Regions from separate parts of the Homo sapiens genome. Here all the other regions are linked to region 2. The links are chromatin contacts, found by Hi-C in ENCODE. All regions are on one chromosome and are shown on one strand. Each heading gives the region's core, a stretch centred on a gene start or an enhancer-like site at or near the end of the contact. The rest is flanking DNA. Distances are from core to core; before and after follow the strand shown.

Evidence for each region. A loop is a pair of places that touch in the nucleus more often than their neighbours do. Pooled maps may share reads with other maps.
Region 1: a pooled map shows a loop between it and region 2 (12-fold over the local background). The contact joins the promoter of TMEM185B here to the promoter of NIFK in region 2. A Hi-C loop is called at or near these places in 11 of 50 pooled maps.
Region 3: a map of OCI-LY7 shows a loop between it and region 2 (8-fold over the local background). The contact joins the promoter of EPB41L5 here to the promoter of NIFK in region 2. A Hi-C loop is called at or near these places in 1 of 168 maps with a recorded cell type or tissue (OCI-LY7) and 5 of 50 pooled maps.

The regions. Positions count from the first base shown.
Region 1 is chr2:120,221,001-120,225,568 of GRCh38, reverse strand. TMEM185B (transmembrane protein 185B) reads left to right here and starts at 2,169. Exons shown (of 1, transcript NM_024121.3): 1 at 2,169-4,568. The coding sequence starts at 2,593. The coding sequence ends at 3,645. RefSeq lists an enhancer at 1,213-1,876 and silencers at 1,971-2,131, 1,851-2,220, 2,371-2,570.
Region 2 is chr2:121,733,519-121,738,209 of GRCh38, reverse strand. It overlaps NIFK (nucleolar protein interacting with the FHA domain of MKI67), which reads left to right and starts at 1,335. Exons shown (of 7, transcript NM_032390.5): 1 at 1,335-1,464; 2 at 2,460-2,597. The coding sequence starts at 1,360. RefSeq lists a silencer at 849-1,298 and an enhancer at 1,399-1,448.
Region 3 is chr2:120,011,322-120,016,403 of GRCh38, reverse strand. EPB41L5 (erythrocyte membrane protein band 4.1 like 5) reads right to left here and starts at 3,327. Exons shown (of 25, transcript NM_020909.4): 1 at 3,194-3,327. LOC107985817 (a long non-coding RNA gene) reads right to left here. Exons shown (of 4, transcript XR_001739205.2): 3 at 4,746-4,764; 4 at 3,700-4,011. RefSeq lists a silencer at 2,982-3,151.

The DNA of each region.
Region 1 (4,568 bases), core at 920-3,419, 1.5 Mb after region 2:
GCCTTGGGGACTGCTATGCCGCCAGCACCTGGCACATAGCAAACAATCCATGTTAGCTTTACAGGTAAATAAAAGACAAAGGCGGGTGTCTGAGAGACTGGCCGCATCAGGGAAAACAGTGAAGGAGGGGTGTCTGATGCCCAGGGCATGATGGGGGAGGGGTCAAGGCCTGCAGGCCAAAGGAAGCCAGCTGGGGACAGATGGCAGACAGCATCCCTCACCCTGTGGCACAAGCCTGGAAGCTGGGTCTGCCCTCCCTCAGGAGCTGTGCAGCAGAGCCACTGTTGCACTGTGACAGGACACCTTGATACCCGCTTCTTGGATGGAGAGGGTGCACTTGTTCTGAATGAGGAGCTCAAGGTGGGAAAATAAGCTCCGAGCTCTGTCTTTGCCACAAAGATGGCAGCAGAGGCCCTGAGTTCATCTGACTACATAGGTGATTGGGAAGGACTTCTGACTGTTCTCGCAGGGTCCAGAGGACCTGACTCTGCCACCAGCTCCCGGAGGGTGGGGGCGCTCCTGGCAGCGCCTCCCCTCCACGGGCTCTGCTTTCCTAGTGGGGTCAAATCAATTACTTGCAGGTCTCTAAATGCAAAGTGCAAAGTTCCATGTATTGATTCATCTAATCCTCAAAACAATCCTGTGTGCTTTTCCAAGCCCATTTCACAGATGAAGAGGTTGGATTGGTGAGGGGGTTTTCCACTTTTACAAATTTTTAGTTGACAAATCCTTCTTGGGAGAAAAGAGTACAAAAAAGACCAATGTGTAAAACAGACAGATTGGAGCAACTCTGTTTAGGGGAGGAATGGAGGGAGATAAGGCTCTCCAGAAACAAGAGGCCCTGAAGACACATCTATGAAGTCAGCCTTAAGGGCTGAGCCTGAGGACTGGTGAAGCTCACTCAGCTGGACTCCCTTCCCCAGGGCCACAGATTGCCTGTGGCTGAAGTGAAGTTGTGGAGAGCGCCTCGGGGGCTGGGACTGTCCGCCCGACACCTGGACACCCTGCTCATGCCCGCCTGGGGCAGTGCTGTGAGGGTGCGGGAGGGCCACTCCGCGGAGGCCCTGACAGGCCATGCGTTCCTCTGATGGCCTGTCCCACTTCAGAGCCCAGGACCTGCGTGACAACATCCCACAGCCACTTCAGGAAAAGAGGACTAGGAGAGACTGGTGAGGGCAGCCAGGGCTCTGCTGAGCAGTGGGACAGCGGGGAAGACAGAAATCCTCCAGGGTCTGCCCAGATGGCCAGAGGGCGAAAGGGGTGCTCCAAATCACAGACCCGCTGCAGCCTTGCCCTTAGACACCACCCAGGTCTGTCCCCCAACTTCATAGACCAGGAAACTGAGGCCCAGAGAGAAAGAGGTGAATTTGCCTAGGTTTCTCAGCTGATGGGTGGCACGGCCTGGACAAGAACCCAAATCTCTTGACCTCTGGTCCAGTACCCTTTTCCAAAGGAAAAGGAAAACATGGTTTTGCGAGAATAACACAGAGACAGGGCCAAATAAGTCAAAATGAGGACTAGACACTTGAAGGTAGGAGCCCTGTATCTGCGACGCGATTCTCTGTTAACCTGCCGGGTGACCTGGGGCAGAAAGCAACCCCCAACCCTGGTCTGGATCCAGTTTCCTCCCGAGTGGGGTCTAACACCCTCACCAGCACCTTCCACTCTGGAGTGAGAGGGACAGGTACAAGAGCGCCGCTGCCGCCTGGGATCTCTGCACAGCCACTTCGCAGGCAGCCTGAGAAACGTCCGTTGCTCCACCAGGCGGAGTTCTGCCCCGCGAGTCTTCATCCCAGGTAAGGCCCCCCCACCTCGTGCCCTGAGTCTACGCGCGGGCCTTTTCCTTTGAGCCAGGGATACACCCGCCGCCGGCCCCCACAGGTCTGCGCTCATGCACATCGCCTTGCATCCGTTCAGTTACCGGCACCCGCTCCCTCGCTCGCAAACTCCCGCACTAGCCCGGCCACCGCCTCTGCTCGCGCGCGCGGGGTGCTGGAGCCTCACCGCGGGCGCTCTAGCCCCGGGCGGGTTCCCGGGAAGCCGCGGCGAGCGCGGGGAGGCGAGGATCCCGGCAGAGATGGGTAGGGTGCCAACGCCCAGGCCCCGCCCTCTCCACCCGGCCCCGCCCCCGCAGGGCCCGCCCCGGCCGGCAGGGAGGATGTGAGCTCACTCCCGCCTCCATGTTCCCGGAGTCGCCTGGAAGCGTCCGCCCAAGGTCGCGGGCCGCTTGGGGAGTCAGCAGCGCGCCAGGCCCCTTCGGGCCCCACACGCATTAGGTGCCTTCTTGATGGGTACGGAGTGAACGCGGGCGGCGGCGGGACCGAGGCAGCGCCCAGTTTGTAACCGCCGCGCCGCCCGTGCCCGCGCGCGCCACACCCCAGCGCGCTTCCGGCCGGGCCACGTGACCGCGCGTGCACGTGTTCCGGCCTCTCCGCTTCGCCGCTCCGAACCTCCTCCTGGTCGTCCCGGCATTCGTCCACGCGGAGCCGGCTTGGGCGGGGCCCGGGAGGCGGCGGCCGGAGAAGCCGCGGAGACGCGAGCGCCGAGCGTCGCGAGGGAGCAGGCCCGGGCAGGCAAGCGGCGGCCTCCGCCATGAACCCCAGGGGCCTGTTCCAGGACTTCAACCCCAGTAAGTTTCTCATCTACACCTGCCTGCTGCTCTTCTCGGTGCTGCTGCCCCTCCGCCTGGACGGCATCATCCAATGGAGCTACTGGGCCGTCTTTGCCCCCATATGGCTGTGGAAGCTTCTAGTCGTCGCAGGCGCCTCCGTGGGCGCGGGCGTTTGGGCCCGCAACCCTCGCTACCGCACCGAGGGAGAGGCCTGTGTGGAGTTCAAAGCCATGCTGATCGCTGTGGGCATCCACCTGCTGCTGCTCATGTTCGAAGTCCTGGTCTGCGACAGGGTGGAGAGGGGCACCCACTTCTGGCTGCTGGTCTTCATGCCTCTCTTCTTCGTGTCCCCCGTGTCCGTGGCTGCCTGCGTCTGGGGCTTTCGACACGATAGGTCGCTGGAGCTGGAGATCCTGTGCTCGGTCAACATCCTGCAGTTCATCTTCATCGCCCTAAAGCTGGACAGGATTATTCACTGGCCGTGGCTGGTGGTGTTTGTGCCCCTGTGGATCCTCATGTCGTTCCTTTGCCTGGTCGTCCTCTATTACATCGTCTGGTCCCTCCTGTTCCTGCGGTCCCTGGATGTGGTTGCCGAGCAGCGGAGAACACACGTGACCATGGCTATCAGTTGGATAACGATTGTCGTGCCTCTGCTCACTTTTGAGGTCCTGCTGGTTCACAGATTGGATGGCCACAATACATTCTCCTACGTCTCCATATTTGTCCCCCTTTGGCTTTCCTTACTAACTTTAATGGCCACAACATTTAGGCGAAAGGGGGGCAATCATTGGTGGTTTGGCATTCGCAGAGACTTCTGTCAGTTTCTGCTTGAAATTTTCCCATTTTTAAGAGAATATGGGAACATTTCATATGATCTCCATCACGAAGATAGTGAAGATGCTGAAGAAACATCAGTTCCAGAAGCTCCGAAAATTGCTCCAATATTTGGAAAGAAGGCCAGAGTAGTTATAACCCAGAGCCCTGGGAAATACGTTCCCCCCCCTCCCAAGTTAAATATTGATATGCCAGATTAAACTCCTAGAGAGGACCCAGGCACACACAGACTCCACTTGGCCTTCGCCTCTTGTTCATTCATCCCAAACCTGGAAATGGAAACAGGCTTCAAACACTCGTCTCACGCCGTGTTTGAGATCACCGCCTCATCAGTATGCATCATAGATGGAGGTGGTTTCAGTATGTGGGTGTGTGTGATGTGTACCTGGGTAAGAGACTTGCTTTCCAGGTTCGCACTTTCAGGTGTAGCTGGGGGCAGTAAGTCGAATTGTTTTAGTAGGTCCTCAAAAGGAATAACCACACAGCTGTTTGTTTAAATGCTACTGTACCTATCAAAACTATTGTTTAAAAAGTATTTTTATACACTGCTAATCTAAAATTGTATTTCAGATTGTGCCTGTCATAACAATAGCAAATGTAAAAAGTTCTCTTTCCCACCACTTGTTTATAAACCTCATAGTTGATATTTTTAGTGTTCCTACTGTTAAAATACTCTCTCCTTGGGCTTTGCTGATACTGGTCTTTAATATTCTGATAGGTGAATTTTTCTAATGGAATGAACCCATGCATATATAGTATTTATATGAATATTTTAGCAGTGTAATATGTTGAATTCTAGTTCTCTGCATTACCATTATTACGTTAAAGTATTTTTTAAAGCTTAGGTGTGAAGATATGTGTCTATTGCAGATGTCCTTGAAAACTGCATAAAACAGTATGTGCCTGGTGTGGATCTTACCAAAGTACTAGGCATGAATGTAGGGACTGCAAATCCCATGGGTCTTAATATTTAGGTGTTAGTAACCAAGGTCTCTGGTAGTACCCGTTAGTAGAGGAAGAGGCCACTGCCCTTGGGAACTTGTGACAGGCTCTAGTGTGGTACCAGGCCATAAAGTGACACTGTTATTTAGCAACTTGAATTTTTCCACACAGGTAGTAACTG
Region 2 (4,691 bases), core at 86-2,585:
AAAAAAGAAAAGAAAGATGCAAACAGCCACAGCCTCGCTTTAAACCCGCCCATCCCCTCGCATTTACAAAACCCCAGTTTCATACTTTGACACACAGTCATGGGGCTCCAGCCTGCCGCCTCGCAGCTCTTCCCTCCTGTGCTGGGCTCCAACCCCACTGCCGCGTCCTTCTTTCTAGACCTAGGAACACTGTGCAGGCCTGTCCGGTCCAGCGGACGGCAGGCGCTCGGTTCTCCACACCCCGCTCTTTAGCCTTCAGGCCTCGGTGCTAACGCCACCTCCTAAGGGGGACCCTCCGGCGCCACCCAGTGTGCCTCTCCCCCACAAGCCTCTTTGGTCTCTTAAAGCAGCCATGCTGCCCTCAGGCTGTAAGTTCTCCAAGGGCCGCGGACGGACGGGGCCACACAGGAGAGCTCACACACAAGTGAGTGAAAGAATAACCAAATTAGGGCCGGGCGCGGTGGCTCACGCCTGTTATCCCAGTACTTTGGGAGGCTGAGGCGGGTGGATCACCTGAGGTCAGGAGTTCGAGACCAGCCTGGCCAACATGGTGAAACCCCGTTTCTACTAAACATACAAATTAAGCTGGGAGTGGTAACGTACAAATTAAGCTGGGAGTGGTGGCGGGCGCCTGTAATCAGCTACTCGGAAGACTGAGGCAGGAGAATCGCTTGAACCCGGGAGGCGGAAGTTGGAAGTTGCAGTGAGCCGAGATTGCGCCATTGCACTCCAGCCTGGGCAACCAAAGCGAAACTCTGTCTCAAAAAAAAATAATAATAATAATAAGCAAATTGAGGAATGAGAGCAGCATCTCAAGGACACAGGTACTGTTTTGGAATTTATTTTAGACCTTTTTTGAAAGTAGGCGTGAACGTAATTGTTTCAGGCACTCTTAAGCGAAGCCAGCCGGCGCCCCGACAGCCGAGGGTGCGGGAGCTCCCCACGGCCCAGCCCCAGCCCCAGACCCCGCTGCCGCGCCTCGGCACGCCCCTGCGCCCCGCCTCCGCGCCTCGGCGCTACTCACGCCCCGCCCTCCGCTCCTCGTCACGCCCCATGTCGCGCCTCCGCGCGACTCACGCCTCTCCCAGTCTCTCGGCACGACCTCGTGCCCCGCCCTCGCCCCTGGCGCAATTTATGCCCCGCCCCGCGCCTCGCCACACCCCGTGCCCCGCCCCCGCTTCTCCGGGCAACTCCTGCTCCAACCCCGCGCCCGACTCATGGCCCTCCCCGCCCCTCGCCACGCCTCGCCTCGCCTTAGCGCTTCGCCCCGCCCCTGTCCTGCCTCTACTTCCGCCTCGGGGGAGCTGGGAGCCCGACGTTTCCGGGAGCGCCGCGTGGTTAGCGTCGGCGGCTTTTGGCATGGCGACTTTTTCTGGCCCGGCTGGGCCAATCCTGTCGCTTAATCCGCAGGAAGATGTCGAGTTTCAAAAGGAGGTGGCGCAGGTTCGCAAGCGCATAACCCAGGTGAGCAGGCACCCTGGCCCAGGCTGCGAGCGGGGGCGATGGACCGGGTCTAGAGGGTATCTGGGGTTGCACGGTTTCCGGCCCGGGCGCCCCTTGCCTTCGTGCTCGCCTTCATTACCTCCAGGGTCTCCCAAGTGGATTCGACCGAATCAGGGACCGACCTCTTAAGCTTGCAGGCCACGGTTTCCGAGACGAAAGGGTTTACGCTGTTCGGTAAATGATGGAGGGGTTTGGCCGCTGAGGCCCTGGAGCCTTCATGTGGAGGGTAACGGGGAAGTATTGGGGTGACAGAAGCAGTAGAAAGAACCAGCTGGAGGGAATAGGCTCCTATACCACAGGTTATCTCCGGGTTAGAGCTGTCACGCTTCCGCGTTTCCCCCAAAAATGGGAGCCCCAGACTTAACACATTCGGGAAGTTTGTATGCCGGGTTGGTGATCTGGGAGTTATTAAAATAGAGTATTTGCCAGGTTCCACTTGCTGACTAGGGCCCCTGACATCGCTTATACTTTCTGTGGTTTTTAGCATAAAATACACAGGAAAACTTAGAAGTTCCTGTTACAGAGGTAAGGCTATGATGACTGAGACGTTGAAAGGCTAATCTGTACCGTGAGAGTTAACAAGCGTATCGAAAATTTTTCGATGAAGTGCGAGTAAACAGTAATATGCATACCAAATTGAAGCCTACGTTTATGTAGAGTTCTCTGGGCAGAAGATCTAAAATGGCTTGTTCAAAGATGTCCTTGCTTATCCGTTGATTGACATAGTTATTGAGCTCTAATATTATACTGGGTGCTGGGATGCCAGGCTGGAAAGATAGTTGACTACTGCTTGACCATGGCCTTTGTGGGGAGAGAAACACTAAACAGCCAGTTCTTTAATTACTACTGTGGTAAGTGGAAATGCAGAATAGGTTCTTGGGCCGAGGGCTAGGGGTTTTGTTACAATGTGATTTTCTTATTTATATATTTAATTTACCTGGTCTTTACGTCTTTAGCGAAAAAAACAAGAACAACTTACTCCTGGAGTAGTCTATGTGCGCCACCTACCTAACCTACTTGACGAAACCCAGATCTTTTCATATTTCTCCCAGTTTGGCACTGTGACACGGTTCAGGCTGTCCAGAAGTAAAAGGGTAAGATTTTTGCAGTTGGATTTAATGTTTTGTTTTTCAAATGTGTATTATCCTTGACATTAAAGAGCACGTTCACGCATACATTATTGCTTATCAGATTTCATTCCAAAAAGGAGAGTGGAGGAGGTTTAGAATCTGAAACAGCTACAGGAGCAAAATCAGTATTATTGTAAAAGTTTGTTTTTTACATTTCTCCAAATCCTTACATTAAATTGACAGTCCTGGTAAATGAGCTTTAGTATGAGGCCCAGGTTTATACATTTTCTTGTGTTAGCCTTTGGTACAAGCATCCTTATAATAGCAAAGGTTTATATAGTGAATAGTTAAAGGTGAGGACTCTGGAGTTGGACTGCTGAGGTTTGGGGTCAGGCTCTACACCTTACTAGTTAGAGTGATATGACCTTACCATGTTTCAGTGTTGTGATCTGTTAAATATAAGTAAAACTTCCTGGGAGTATTTAGTCAAAGGTTAAATATAAAGTCTTTAGAGGATTGCTTGGTACACAATAAACACTATATAAGTATAATTACTATTTGTGTCATACCTGCCTTCTAATGAGAAAACGCTTTACATAGCTTGTTTCAATAGTGGAGGAGTGACCCACTTTCTTTTCTTTCCCCGCACATAAACTTTAATTGGTTGTAGCCATAGACACCTATTTGATTTAGCATGTGGGGGATAGGGTGCACATCCATCATCTGTTAGTTGTCGTAAAGATAGATTGTAGGTAGAATTGAGGTCCCTTTTGTACCCTTCCCAGTGCTCTTCAACTTCTTTAATTAGGGAATTAAATTCACAAATTCAGTTTTCTTTTTTTTGAGACTGAGGCTTGCACTGTCGCCCGGGCTGGAGTGCAGTGGTACAATCTCAGCTCACTGCAACCTCCGCTTCCCGGGTTCAAGCAATTCTCCTTGCGTCACCTTCCCAAGTAGCTGGGATTACAGGCGCCTGCCACCATGCCTGGCTAATTTTTTGTGTGTTTTACTAGAGACGGGGTTTCACTATGTTGGCCAGGCTGGTCTCGAACTCCTGACCTTGTGATCCTCCCGCCTCGGCCTCCCAAAGTGCTGAGATTACAGGCGTGAGCCAGTGCGCCCGGCCACAAATTCAGTTTTCATTGCTATATATAAGTTTTTACTATATATATATGTACTAGAATACATATGTGTACATATATAAATGTACATATGGTATTATTTTAAAATTATATTACTCTATCATTCTTCAGCTGAATTTTTGTATTCAATAATCTGAGCTTTATCCATGTAACTCTATTGCCTTTGTTATCATCATTGCTCATTACTTAGGTTACTAAAGTTTATCCACCCTCCTATTGAACATTAGGTTTTGTTTTGGGGGGCGATCTCGGCTCACTGCAACCTCTGCCTCCCAGATTCAAGTGATTCTCTTTCCTCACCCTCCTGAGTGGCTGGGATTACAGGTACCGGCCACTGCACCTGGCTAATTTTTGTATTTTTAGTAGAAACAGTGTTTCTACTAAACACTGTTTTGGCCAGGCTGGTCTCAAACTCCTGACCTCAGATGATCCGCCCACCTCGGCCTCCCAAGGTACTGGGATTACAAGCATGAGCGAGCCACTGTGCCCAGCCCGAACATTAGGTTTTTTAATATTTTTAACTCTTTAGATTAAGCTGCTAGGAACAATCTTTGTACAGGTATAGGCAGAATTTTCTAGAAGAGTATTTTGCAGACTTTGGCTCACAATAAGAGGTAAGTTTTTACCATCACAAAGAAGATGAGGGTTTTAAAAAAAGTTTTACAGCACAAACCAGCACACATACATATGCATGTAAGCATAACTGAAATAAAAGCCAAATGAGACAATATTTAAACTTGTTTTGTGTGATGCGCTGATTTTCTATTTCATTCTATTCATTTTTTTTTTGTTTTGTTTTGGTTTTGTTTTGTTTGCGACGGAGTCTCACTCTGTCGCCCGGGCTGGAGTGCAGTGGCACAGTTCCTCAGCTGACTGCGATGTCCGCCTCCCGGATTCAAGTGATTCTCCTGCCCCAGCCTCCCGAGTAGCTGGGATTATAGGTGCCTGCCACCATGCCTGGCTAATTTTTTTTTTT
Region 3 (5,082 bases), core at 2,078-4,577, 1.7 Mb after region 2:
GGTTGCAGTGCAATGGCGCGATCTCGGCTCACTGCAACCTCCACCTGCCGGGTTCAAGAGATTCTCTTGCCTTGGCCTCCTGAGTAGCAGGGATTACAGGTACCAGCCACCACGCCCAGCTAATTTTTGTGCTTTTAGTAGATACTGGGTTTCACCATGTTGGCCAGGCTGGTCTCAAACTTCTGACCTCAGGTGATCCGCCCGCCTCGGCCTCCCAAAGTGCTAGGATTACAGGCGTAAGCCACCTCGCCGGACCAATACTAGAAATTTTAACATGCATATTCCTTACTCAACAGTTCTATTTCTGGAAGGATAACCTAAAGAAAAAAAATCACACATGTGCTTTAAGTTGTAGGAACAGGATTTTTCGGAGCATAACTGATTTAAGAAAATTTTAAATGTGTTCATCAATGTGCAAACAGTTAAACAAGTTATGGTACACACAACAGCATACAATACAGTTGTTTTATTTTTATGTTTTTTTTTTTTTTTTTTTAGAGACAGTCTCACTCTAGCACCCAGGGCTCACTGCGGCCTTCATCTACCATGCTCAAGGGATTCTCCCACCTAGGGCTACGGGCACATACCATCCCACCGGGCTAACGTTTTTTCAATGATTTTTTGTAGAGACAGGGTCTTGCTACTTAGCCAGGTTTGTCTCAAACTCCTGGCCTCAGGGAATCGGATTCCTCCCACCTCAGCCTCCCAAAGTGCTGGGATTACACGCATGAGGCACCAAGCCCAGCCATAATACAGTTGTTTTAAATAAATAGTTGACTTAGATATGACAAAATTTCTAAGTGAAAAATCAAATCACAGAACACTGAAGAGAGTTTCATCCTACACGGAGATGGGATACATGCACACACACAGACACGCTAAACAGACACACACGTAAACTGTTGAGATTCTCTCTGAAGAGGGGCATGTCAGAAGTCACAACAAGAATATATGGCTGGGTACAGTGGCTCATGTCTGTAATCCCAGCACTTTGGGAGGCTAAGGCGGAACTGTTGGAAGCCAGGAGTTCAAGACCTGCCTGGGCAACACAGCAAGACCCCACCTAATTTTTTTTTTTTTTTTGAGTCTCGCTCTGTTGCCCAGGCTGAAGTGCAGTGGCGCGATCTGGGCTCACTGCAAGATCTGCCTCCCGGGTTTACGCCATTCTTCTGCCTCAGCCTCCCAAGTAGCTGGGACTACAGGTGCCCGCCGCTACGACCGGCTAATTTTTTGTTATTTTTTTTAGTAGAGGCGGGGTTTCACCGTGTTAGCCAGGATAGTCTCCATCTCCTGACCTCGTGATCCGCCCGCCTCGGCCTCCCAAAGTGCTGGGATTACAGGCGTGAGCCACTGCGCCTGGCCTAATTTTTTTTAATGGAAAAAAAAAATAATATGAATGGATCACTAAAAGTTGTGGGTTTTTTTTTTTTTTAATGATTGTGAAAAAAGTTTTCTCATACTCACTTTTCCCCTCCCACCTGCACTCTTCCAATTGCGCTCTTCATGTTGCAGCCACTGGATTTTTGGCAACCACAAATCTGATCCCTGTTCTAAAATCTTTAATGGCCCTGGTCCTAGATGCAGCTCCTCCTACTTGCCTGACCCATCTGTCAGCCTACTCCCCTCTGTTTGCTCTGCTCTTGTACTCTTGCTGCTCGGCCGGAGAGTCTTTTTAATTCTGGACCATTTTTCATTAGCTGTTCCACCTTTCTGGATTGCTCTTTTTCCAGTTGACCTCTCTTCCACCCGCTCCCATTTCACTGGACTAACTTCAGACTTATAGTTGAAATGTCTTATTCTCAGAAAAGCAATCTCAGACTTGTGAGTCTAAATTCGACATCTCTTTCAGTACTCTTAGCCTTTTCTTTATAACAAAGAAATTGTAATTAAATATCTGTTAATTATTATCTTTTTTACTGACTACTTCCCCCACTCACACACAAGGACAAAGACTTCGTCTGGCTTGTTCACTACTTTGGCCCAACAGCTGGCTTAACCCGCATCTCGCCTGACACACTAGAATGACACAGTGGAATTTTTGGATGGTAGGTTTATGTGGCTTCCAAAAAACAGTAGTTTCTACTCTAGTTCCTAACTAGAAGGATTTCCTTTAGAATCATAAAATGCAAATTTAAGCAATCCTATCAGAAGTTGGTTAAAAAAAGTACCCAAAACCCAAAAGTTAGTCATGAAATATGTATACTCTTACATGACTGGTGGCCACAATATGGTTGGTTAATTGCTTTTTGATAAAGCAATATAACATACAGCAAATGCCATTTAAGGTAACACTATATTTTGTCCCAGTATTCCCAATAAAGAAAATGCAAGCGAGTAATTCAACAGCAGTTACGCATATCGTTTTCGAATAATGTTAACCTATTTTCTAAAGCCTGCACAGCATATTACATGCACAAATAATCCAACAAGGTTAACTAGAGCTCAGCAACGGGTTATGTTAGAAACTGAGTTAATGCAGTTGTGGGTTACATTACAAATGTACACGGTTATGGGAATTTTCCCCGTAATTCTTTAAAAACTTTTAATATTAGTCTAAAATATTGCCAAACGTTTTAAGAGTTGGGTCTCGCTCTTAGGTAGAATTCGAGTAACCACAGACACAATTAACATTTACACACCAAAGAACCCATCATTAGCACGACAACCGTCCCGGGTGGGGGCGGGGCGGGACCTTCAGACCTCGTCTTTCATGGGAACACACCTGCCTCTCCTTTCCCAAGAGACTGAAGTTTTTCTCAAATACAGGTTAGCTCGAAAAGTCCACCAAGACAGTGACACAAACTCAGTTCGTTTTTCCCCTTCCCTTGCGACTTTTGTCTCTCCCGCTGGACGGCAGCCCAGCGGACCAGCGAGGGGTACCCGCGGCTCGGGGAGCGCGTCCGCTCGGCAAACATTAACCCGGCTGCCCCGGGCCCTCCGCCCCGGCCCGTCGCGCGGTATCGACCGAAACTCGGCGGCCCTGCCTCATTGGCCGCCGCCGCCCCTCCCTCCGGCGGGATTAATGCCCTGCCGGCCCGACGAGAGAGGGGCCGGCCGCCCTAGGGTCTGGGTGCGGCCCCCGCCCGCCTCCCCGGGGACAAGGCCGCTACCGCAGGCGCGGGCGAGGAAGGGTCCACTCGGCTAGGAGCGCAGCGGACTGTACTGCGGCGCCGCCGCCGGGCCTCGCGCTTACCTGAGCTGGGGACGGCGCAGCCCCGGCGACCAGAGCGGGGAAGAGCCGAGCAAGGCTGAGAAAGGGGCGGCTCCTCGGTAGACGCCGAGAAATGGCGCCCACAACGAGCCCACCGGCTCTAATCCCCGGAGGACCCCGACCTCCCGCCCGTCCACCCCTTAAAGCTCCCTCCCAGCTCCGCCCCCAGGGCGGAGCGCTCCGCTCTTAAACGGGCGATGACACCGCCCCGGAAATTGGCCGGCGCGGCGACTGGAGAGAAACCGGCGAGGCCGGGCCCGGCCGGGCTGGAACTAGCGCCAGCAGCCGGGCGTCCGCGGCTGGTTTAAAGGGGCGCTGCCGAAACCCAGTTCCCGCTGCGGCCCTCCGCCCGCGGAGGAGGCGCCCGTCCGCAGACAGACCCCAGTTAGTCCTATCACGAAGGAGGCTGGTGGAGCTGGCTGCTAGATTCATTCATCCATTCGTTCAAGAGATTAAATCCTTCGCAAATACTTATTGAGAGCCTGTCACGTATTTCCTCCCTTTTTCTCCTTTGTAGGGATTAAAATACATTTAAATCTCTGCTGTTAAAGTGACTTTCACTCTACTGGGGAAACAGTAAACAAATAGGTGTCACAAGGTGATTAAGTGTAAATGAGGAAAAATAAAACTGGGAAAGAGAAATAAAAGATTACTGCTTAGCAGAGTGTGGTCAGGAGGGTACTCTAACAAGGTGACATTCAGTCCGTTCATTCTACAGGTAATTGATTGAAGTGCCTACTTACTGTGAGTTCTGTGTTCTAGACACGAGATACGACAGACAACCAAGACAGACAAAAATCCTTCCCGGAGTTTACGTTATAGCAGGAATATAAACGAGACATAAAATAAACGAGATAAATTAGTGAAATTAAATACTGTCAGACATTGGTAAATGCTAAAAAGAAAAGTACAAGTAGGGAATAACCACAGGCAGTGAGGGTTTGCGATTTTACATAGCAGGTCACAATAAGAAGGTGGCATTTGGCTGGGCGCGGTGGCTCACTCCTGTAATCCCAACACTTTGGGAGGCCGAGGCGGGCGGATCACGAGGTCAGGAGATCGAGACCAGCCTGGCCAACACTGTGAAACTCCGTCTCCACTAAAAATACAAAAATTAGCTGAGCCTGGTGGCGTCCGACTGTAGTCCCAGCTACTCAGGAGGCTGAGGCAGGGGAATCGCTCGAACCCGGGAGGCGGAAGTTGCAGTGAGCCCAGATCACGCCACTGCACTCCAGCCTGGCGACAAAGCCAGACTCAGTCTCAAAAAAAAAAAAAAAGGTAGCATTTGAATGAAGACCTAGAGGAGGTGTGGGAGGAACCCTGTGGCCATCTGGGGAGAACCGAAGGGAACAGCAAGGGCAAAAGGCCCTGCAAGGGGACAGGTCTGTCTTTTCAAGGAAGTCCAGTGTGGCTAGAAGTGAGGAAGCAAGAGGAAGAGGAGGTGACAGTCAGAGAGGAAAGGGGTAAGATGTAGGGCCTTGTGGGCCCTGGCTAGAGCTCTGAGAGAGGTGGGGGAGCCACTGGAAGGTGTTACCTTGAGGACCCTCTGCTTGCTGAAATGAAAAGAGACAAATACTCATTGAGCTTCTTCTCGGGATTTGGCACTGCCCACTCCTCCACCACCCCAAAACGTAGTAGACAGGCTTGGCAGCTCATCTCTGCCCCATGTGGTGTTGGCTGGGCAGCTCAACAGGTGCTGGAGCTGCCAAGGTGGTTTCACTGGTCTGTGTGGCATCTCCGCTGGGGTGGCTGCAAAGAACAGCTGAGTTCTGCCTGGGCTACTCTCTTGCAGATCCGCTGGTGTGGCAAAACAGTGAAAACAGAAGCTCTGAGGCCTATGAAGGGCTATGCCCAGCAGTCACGGAGCGTCC